2 separate regions of the Homo sapiens genome follow, and region 2 is linked to region 1. The links are chromatin contacts, found by Hi-C in ENCODE. All regions are on one chromosome and are shown on one strand. The core of a region is the stretch at or near the end of the contact, and the rest is flanking DNA. Distances in the headings are between cores, read along the strand shown.

The links. Hi-C counts contacts between places; a loop is a spot of excess contacts on that map. Pooled maps may share reads with other maps.
Region 2: a loop to region 1 is called in a map of ascending aorta, with 2.7 times the contacts of the local background. The contact joins the enhancer-like site here to the promoter of FOXO3 in region 1. A Hi-C loop is called at or near these places in 1 of 168 maps with a recorded cell type or tissue (ascending aorta) and 6 of 50 pooled maps.

Annotation. Positions count from the first base shown.
Region 1 is chr6:108,559,042-108,563,353 of GRCh38, forward strand. It overlaps FOXO3 (forkhead box O3), which reads left to right and starts at 1,876. Exons shown (of 3, transcript NM_001455.4): 1 at 1,876-2,788. The coding sequence starts at 2,168. RefSeq lists silencers at 241-600, 641-710, 1,690-1,909 and enhancers at 2,353-2,853, 3,665-3,959.
Region 2 is chr6:109,298,255-109,302,566 of GRCh38, forward strand. It overlaps the pseudogene CCDC162P. Among named protein-coding and RNA genes, the nearest start is that of CD164, 82 kb to the right of the region's middle. Within about 2 kb of position 2,202, at least 9 of the 41 ENCODE cell types and tissues checked have a DNase peak (open chromatin) inside an H3K27ac peak, as active enhancers do; they include ascending aorta, where a contact is called at or near this core.

The DNA.
Region 1 (4,312 bases), core at 626-3,125:
TCCGGAGTTAGTTACACCTCTCCCCCGTTTGCCATGAAACCCATGAAAAGTGAAACACGACTGTGGTCCACCGTCCGAGGTGAGAGACTCAGTGCAAACCTTTTGGTGCCTGATCGAATCTGTGAGCATCAGCTTATCGAAGTTGTGCAGGCACCAACATCTTCGCCGTTCAGTATTTCCACACCGCGATAACCCTGCCCATCTTGCGGCCAGCATCTTATCTCGGGTGTTACCTGGTGTCGCGTTCTAACAGGGAACCGGACACCGGGGCTGGCCCAGAGCCCGGCGGGCGGACGCGCAGGCCAGGGACCCCCTGGTACCAGGCGCCCTGCCCGGAGTCAGGGAGGCCACGCCGCTGCGCTCCTTGGAGCGTCGGGGGCTGTGCGCTCCTGCCGCTCCCCCTTCTCCCTCCTCTCCCCACTTCTTCCTCCTCTCCTCCCTTCTCCCCCCTTCTCCCTCCTCTCCCGGGCCAGCGCCGCGCTTTGTTGTCGTTGAGACTCTCGGGAGGGAGGAGGAGCCCAGCGGGGACAGCAGCGGGAGCCCGCCGAGTCCCGGCCCACGGCGCGCGCCCGGACACCCACGCCCGCAGCCCCGCGGAGCCGGGCCGCGCAGGCGCGCGCGAGCTCACACACGCGCACTCACACACGCACGCCCGCCGCGCGCCCGGCCCGCCGCCCAGCCCGCCGCCCAGCCCTCCCCCTGGGCGGGGACCCGCCCGCCGTCAGCCTAGGTTGAGGCGCCCTGCGTGTGTCTATAACTTTGTGCTGCTGCCGCGGCCGCCCTGCTCGTGGAAGGGAGGAGGAGGAATGTGGAAGGTGGCGGCGCGCGAGCTGACAGGCGGTTCCTCGGGCGGGCTGCGGCGACGGCCCGAGCGCTTCTCCTTCGCCGAGGTTGCGCGCCCCCTCCTCGCCGTGCCCCGGGCCCGCGCGGGATCGTGCGTCGTCCCGCCGCGTCCCTGAAGGGAAGGAAGCGAGGTAGGCGCCGGAGCCGTGCAGCGGGCGGCCGCCTTCCCGGTGACTCCGGATCTGCTTCCGAGCTGGGCCGGGCGCTTCCCTTTCCCCTCCCTGAGCCGCGGTGTGCGCGCCCCCCTTCTCGCCCGCTAGTGTTTTTAAAGGACTCGGGAAGGGGGAAACTGTCAAGATGGCAGCAGCGGGAGCAAGGAGGTGATGAACGTGCTGGTCCGGGTTTTCTAGCAGCCCGGGAGACTTGGCGCTTCCCGACCTGTTGGAAGATTTATGTTCCGACTCGCTCCCTCCCCCGGATCCCGACTGGGAAGGGGGCGGAGGGGACGACGTCCGCGAGAATGCAAACCACACAAAACCCCGAAGTGGCCGTCCCCGCCGGGCTCGAACCTCTGCGAACACCCGCTGGGCTGCTGCTCCCCCTTCTTTCTGTCTTTCCTTTATTTTTTGGAAGTGACAAGGGCCCATCTGCGCCCAGACCCCCGTTCGCCCTCTGGCCCGCGGGCGAAGAGGGGAGAGGGAGCTGCCCGCGCAGTCCCCGGGCTCGGGCCATTCGACCGGGTGGGGGGTGACGGGGGGTCGCGGAGGCGGCCAGGCTAGGAAAGGGGAGAAGAGCCGAAGACAGCACAGACTTGAGCGGCGGCGCCGCGGGAGGCACTAGAGCGGGCCCGAGCGAAACATAAACAAACGCACGCACACCCGAGCTCGGGCTCTGACCGCGGCTCGGCTGCGCCAGCTCCGGCCGCTGCCCGCTTTAAAGGCGCGGCCGCCCCTCCCCCGGGCGCCCCTCCCCCTTCTCCCCGCCCCGCCGCCTAGCCCGGGAGGGACCTGCGGCTGGGCGGCGGGGGGAGGGGGCTGCCCCGCGCGAGGCCGTCGATTCGCTCGCGGCTCCATCGCGGCCTGGCCGGGGGGCGGTGTCTGCTGCGCCAGGTTCGCTGGCCGCACGTCTTCAGGTCCTCCTGTTCCTGGGAGGCGGGCGCGGCAGGACTGGGAGGTGGCGGCAGCGGGCGAGGACTCGCCGAGGACGGGGCTCCGGCCCGGGATAACCAACTCTCCTTCTCTCTTCTTTGGTGCTTCCCCAGGCGGCGGCGGCGGCGCCCGGGAGCCGGAGCCTTCGCGGCGTCCACGTCCCTCCCCCGCTGCACCCCGCCCCGGCGCGAGAGGAGAGCGCGAGAGCCCCAGCCGCGGGCGGGCGGGCGGCGAAGATGGCAGAGGCACCGGCTTCCCCGGCCCCGCTCTCTCCGCTCGAAGTGGAGCTGGACCCGGAGTTCGAGCCCCAGAGCCGTCCGCGATCCTGTACGTGGCCCCTGCAAAGGCCGGAGCTCCAAGCGAGCCCTGCCAAGCCCTCGGGGGAGACGGCCGCCGACTCCATGATCCCCGAGGAGGAGGACGATGAAGACGACGAGGACGGCGGGGGACGGGCCGGCTCGGCCATGGCGATCGGCGGCGGCGGCGGGAGCGGCACGCTGGGCTCCGGGCTGCTCCTTGAGGACTCGGCCCGGGTGCTGGCACCCGGAGGGCAAGACCCCGGGTCTGGGCCAGCCACCGCGGCGGGCGGGCTGAGCGGGGGTACACAGGCGCTGCTGCAGCCTCAGCAACCGCTGCCACCGCCGCAGCCGGGGGCGGCTGGGGGCTCCGGGCAGCCGAGGAAATGTTCGTCGCGGCGGAACGCCTGGGGAAACCTGTCCTACGCGGACCTGATCACCCGCGCCATCGAGAGCTCCCCGGACAAACGGCTCACTCTGTCCCAGATCTACGAGTGGATGGTGCGTTGCGTGCCCTACTTCAAGGATAAGGGCGACAGCAACAGCTCTGCCGGCTGGAAGGTGCGTACCCACCCCGGGCTGGCAGCAGGACCCGCCGGGCCTCCTGCGCAGCGCGAGACGCGTCTCGGATTCGTCGGAGTGCGCTTGCGGGCTCCAGGGCAAGGGGTTGGCAGGGGGAGCCTCCGCTGCGAGGCTTTGGGGGTTATCTTTGATCCCCGGAGTCGGGGCACCTGGGGACGGTCTCGGAGGGGTGAATGAGGCTCCCCAGAAGCTTGGGGCATGGCCAGGTGAGGAGAGGGGGCAGGGGACGCCGGCGAGGGAAGGGCGAACGGACAGGAGTACATTTGCTGGATTCTCCGGACAGCACCGAGGAGGTAGGTCCGCAGCCAACTTTGGAGTAGAGTTTACCGTAGTGGGGGTCTGGTGCGGGCGCTGTGGCTGGAGTGAGAGGTGTGGGGGTGTTTGGGACGCAGTGTCTGGAGGAGGGGTTGGATGTGTGGTTTCCAGTCTGTCGCAGGAGCATGTTGCGTCGTCACTAGCTGAATGAGAACCTTCGGGTCCAAGTTTCAGCTTGTGGGTGTTAACACCTACAGGCACATCGATCCGATTAGAAAAAGCAGTGGTTGCAAACCTTTTCCTGGACGGCTTCCTTTCCTTGCCTATATTGATACCTTTTCTTCTCGGAGATGTCGCTCCAGTAAACCTGCTTCTGACTAGCTGCTTCTGAAATGTTCTGGGGCCTCGAACCGGCCGGTCTGGCCACCTCAATCCAGACTGGCTGCACCCGCTGCTCCCGCCGAGGCCTGGATTCAGGCACTGTTTGAGGGAAGGGCTCTGGTGTGGGGGACGCGGGGCCTGCGCTTCATTCACTCTGGCGTTTGGGAGGAGGTTTGGGGGCTGGGCCGGGCCGTAATGGCTTCTACCTGTAAATGAACCCGAAGAGAGACTCTCTACCGTTCCTTATCATCCTCTTGGGGCACGGGACACGTGGTAGGGAGAGAGGTGTGGAAAGGCCTATGATGTAATGACTTCCTGCAGTTGGGTATCCAAAGAGATTAACTCCTCTGCCCCTGCTGGGCTGCTGATATCCAGCTGCTTTCCTCTTCCTAGGCACCTCCCTGGCCCCTTCCCCCAAGACAGTGTGTGTCAGTACCAGGCCAAAGAGTCCTGTGCGATTGGAGATATACATCTCTTATCAGCTGCCCATATTTGCAATTTAGCTTAGATTTTTTTTTGTTTTGTTTTATGTAAAAGAAGTAGTTGCTTCCTCCTTCCCTTTCTTCATTGTCATTGGGGAGCCCTCTGTCTTCCTGGGTTTCAGGAGGTATAAAAATAAGAACAGTTTAATCTTAGTGGAGAATTCAATGGAAGCACTGGAGACGAGCCTGTAGATGAAAAAGTTAAAGAACTTAATGTAGAGAATGTTTTATTTTGCTTCTAGAAAACCCTTGCAAAGTTAAATACGGCTTATATCAGAGAGGCTTTGTATTAGATACTTTAAAAGCAAAACACGTGTGCTTTGATATTAATCCACTAATGTGTCTCATTTCTTTTAACAAATGCTTACATTATGAGTCTTATATT
Region 2 (4,312 bases), core at 952-3,451, 740 kb after region 1:
TCGCTGCCTGCAACAACCCTCTGCCCTGTCCCCACCGCCAGGCTGCTTGTCCTGCCACCTCCCCTCCCACCAAGCCTCTTGACTCCACAAAGGAAGGAAAGTCAGAATGAGGATTTAAAGATCAGTAAAATAACAAAGGAAAGGCAGTCCTGCCTCCACATCTGTATTTTAATGATAATACTACATATCAACATACAACAATTTTGCTGGGAAGCGATCACCTGCCAGTAGTATATAAATGATGGAAATGACAGAAAAAAAAATCACCTGTAAGCCAGCCACTCTAACAAGTGAAATAATTTTATTTATCTTTACTCCCTTCTAGCCCATGCCCAAATATATTCCATATTTACATTTTACCCAGCTTTAACCATAAGGTATGTGTAATTTTATATTCTCCTTTTTTCATTGTCGTTGCAGAGGATTAGAAAAATTTCCCCTGGTTACTGCATAGCCTGATAGAGTATATTACTTTTAGACCGAACACACTAGGCCTTGAACAAATGAGGCTCCCTGACCACCTCTCCTCCTTCCCACCACCACAAAAGTTCTTGCACAATTCACTCTAATATGACTCTTTTTCTGGTGAACTCTTCAGTCCAATAGAACTATCAGATTTAGAGGAGTCATAAAAGAGTTTGCTGATTGGACTCTATTATTTGGGGCTGGAAACAAAAATAAAACACATTTTTTATTGTATAAAACAGCAAATGGATATGAAATCTGATCTGCTCATCTGTTCTTAAAGCCAAGAGCACATGTTATACATGTTAGCAACCGTTCTCAGCCCTGGATCTGCCTGATCAGGCTCTCATGGACAGCTTCCCCCTCCCACAACTCTCTGCTTTCTGCTTTCTTAGTCGGTAGATGCTGGAGCCCAGTACTTGGCTAGGGAGGAAAGAAGGCTGCTTGCATGTGGACCAGCTGTCAAGATAGAGCATCTCCAGAAATGCCCTGTGGGCTTCCTGTCTCACTCCTGCCTTGGACTGCACGTCGAGGCATTGTGATCAGTTTTCACAATCCTAATAACAGGGATGTCCTCTCAGGGTAGAAAACGATCACTATGTTCACAGGGATATTTCAGACCAGCTGACATTCTGGTAGCCCTGTAAGTGTGAGCCCAGCCATGTTCCCCAAGGGCTCATCACTTTCCACTGTGCTATCCTGTTCTGACTAGCTCCTTCTCTATGCCAGTAACTAGGATATACATACTTAGATGCTAGGATGGTCATCCAGACTCAGGCTGGGTTCCACATCCCAGCACTGAGTGACCCACAGGCCCCTAAGTTAGATTTTTACCCAAAATGAATACAAATCTATGTATATGTAGCCTACTCTTGCAGTAAGGGTCTAAGAAATAAGGCAAATATGGATCCCTCACATTTACTCCTAAAATGACTAGAATCTCCTAGAGGGATATGTATGCATATGTATATGCATGTGTATGTATACATATGTGTGCATATCTTTATATATACACATATGCACATGTGTTTTTTACTTGCTTTGGATGGTCTTGAGTCTTCTTTAATCCATGAGCCAGTGACAGGGAGTGCTGATTTGGATATAGCATGGCAATGAGAGATGAGTGCTGATTCATAATCTTTGATGGTTTCAAGTGCCTAACAGATATACTAAGGACTAGACTTTCCTATTCCTGTCACTTCTCCTTTTTGTTCTATTTCAAGACCATGGCCTTATAAATTTTAAAACTTTCTTTCCATGGCCTGCTCTTATTGTACTGAAAAGCCAAGCAAATTTTTATCTTCCTGAGGAAGGAAGGAGACATAAATCAGACCTTTGATTCTACAGCATAAGGCTTTGCTGGTCTTGCAAAACATATAATTAGTATACCCACAAACAAAACAAGGGAAGTCTGATTAGGTGACAAGTATGGGACAAAATGTTGGTTTACTGGTTTAGCTATAGTAGCCTATATTTCACACTGTCAGACTAAAATGTTGTCCATCTTCTAGGGTCTGAGCTTCAAGAGCTGCAGAACATGATTGACAGCCTCCAGAGCCCCCAAGACCCTATCCGGGTGGCCCAGGCACTCCTCCTCCGGAGGGAGGTTATATTTTTGCAGTTTGACGCTGCAGTAAGGCATCTCATCCGGTAAGGGCTGGAGCACTAATCCTGTTCTAGTAAATTCTGCAGCGGAGGTGTTTGCTGAGTGACCATATAGGGAGGCCACTCTTGGCAAGGTTAGATAATGAGCTTAAAATAGTCATGGGCACAAGCAGATCCAGAACGCCATGGCTACCAAACATGACCTGCCGCAAAGCCTGTCTGTGAGAATATGTTCTTGTTGGCTAATAACACTCTTGATTTTAGCAAATGTAATTTCAGAACAGTTCATATAATGATTGCTGCTTTCAGTGTACAGGGGGTTCTACTGGGAATAACATTTTTGTACTTCTAAAGATGATTAGGTTTTTTTTTTTCAACATTTGTTTACCTTTCAAAGAGACAGAATTTTTACTGCCCCTCTCAAGCTAATGGAATTGGCTACCAGCGTTAAATTTATAAATAAATCCATCTACCTCTAGCCTTGTAGGTACTATTGTGTTAAGTACTCCACATACAAAAGGAATGTTTCAATTGGTTAATTAATCATGATGCTGATGGGAAAATTAGCTTGGATTAAGTTTCATAATGTTTCCAGTATAAATAAGTTTTGTATGAGAGGGAAGGAGGGTTAGCCCTAAAGGTCTCTGCTTATTTTTTAATTGTCAAAATTAACTTTTTTGGGTTAGCTCCCGGTGTGAGTATTTAGCCACTGAGAGGGCCTCAGAGGGCTGTCTGTGCTCTTACCTGTAGGTTGCAGCTGCTTTCCACTGCACTTGTGGGCATCCATGGAGAATGACAAGGTGGGGGTTGCACTGAACTGTCTTGTTCTTTTTCTACTCTCAATCTTCTTTACTCTGACATCAGAGGACTCTTGGATTTAGAATGTAAATTCAGCAGGACAAAAATCAGGCTAATTTGTTGTCTTTATATTGACAAATAGCTTCCTGAGCTGTAGCTTAGTCAAGCAGGTAAGATGTAAAGCCTCAGACAATTATCAGGATGGCCATTTGTTAGTCCTCTGGGCTCTGAAAGCCCAAGGTCAGAATTTGCAAGGATTTTACATACTGGTGAAGAAAAGTCCTTTTTGGATTTTAGCTATGAAGGATTCTGTTTGGTACTGCTCTCCCAGGGGAACCACTCTGCTTCCAGGAAATCCCCTGGAATTGCTTTGCCAGGGCTTTCTTTGTCCTCACACTCGGTCTACAGAAATGGAGGGCATTGTGTCCTATTTCTGGTTTTATGTACTTTTCTGTGACCCTCTGGAGAGAATCACCCAGATGGTTCACCCCACTGTGTCCTCCACTGGTTACATTTCCCCAGCCTTTTTTCTTCAGAGCTGTTCAGATTGTGTGTGTTTGGAATTATACAGCTAGTAAGTGGCAGACTAGAATTAGAACCTAGGTGTGTTTGACTCCAAAACCCGAGATCTATGATGGAGACCAAGCAGCAGCATGGACAGAGAAGAGGATGCTGAAGAAAAGGCAAGAGGCAGGAGAAAAAGAGAAGCTAAAAGATAAATGTCATCCCTCTTGATTGTTTTACTTAGTGCTGAACCTGTAAACAAGGGAAGTCCTCAGAGAATGGAAAGAGATAGGAAGCTTGGGACAGTTCCCTGACCCTTCCTGGAGCTCACCAAGACTGAGCAAACCTGACTGTTTACCCCAGGAATTTTCTGCCCATGTAAGCTGAAGGCTTCTCCAGAATTTGCAAAGGAAAAACTGAACTCTTACCTGGAATAAGGGCGGCATGCTTCACAGATGAGGGTGGGGTATAGGGGGAGGAAGGATGTTGCTCAGGGGTGACAGGACAGTAGCCCTGTAAAGTCGCTGAAAATTTGGCTCCTGCTTCTCTGTGGCATAGATCATCTTGGGTACTGGCTATGTGCATGTTTCTAGGCACAAAACATTTCACTCTGCCCGTCTCAACCCCCCTCTACTAGCCAAAGGGCTGATGGAAATTGATAGCTGTCATCCGAAGGGTTGGATCACACTGACCAGGGCCCAGCATTCATCTCTGGACATGTCCACCAACCTGCAGGAGTTATTGATTAGCCAATTCAAGAAATGCCCGAGGATTGAGTTATCTTTAGTGCCAGGTGAATTAGTCATTTGCATTGAAGGTAAATGCTTGGGTGACAAAGCAGTTCTATCCAATCTCATCTATTTAAGTAAGGAGTTGGCAAACTACTGCTGGAGGTCTCTGCCGATTTTTGTATGGTCTGTGGGCTAAGGATGGCCTTCCC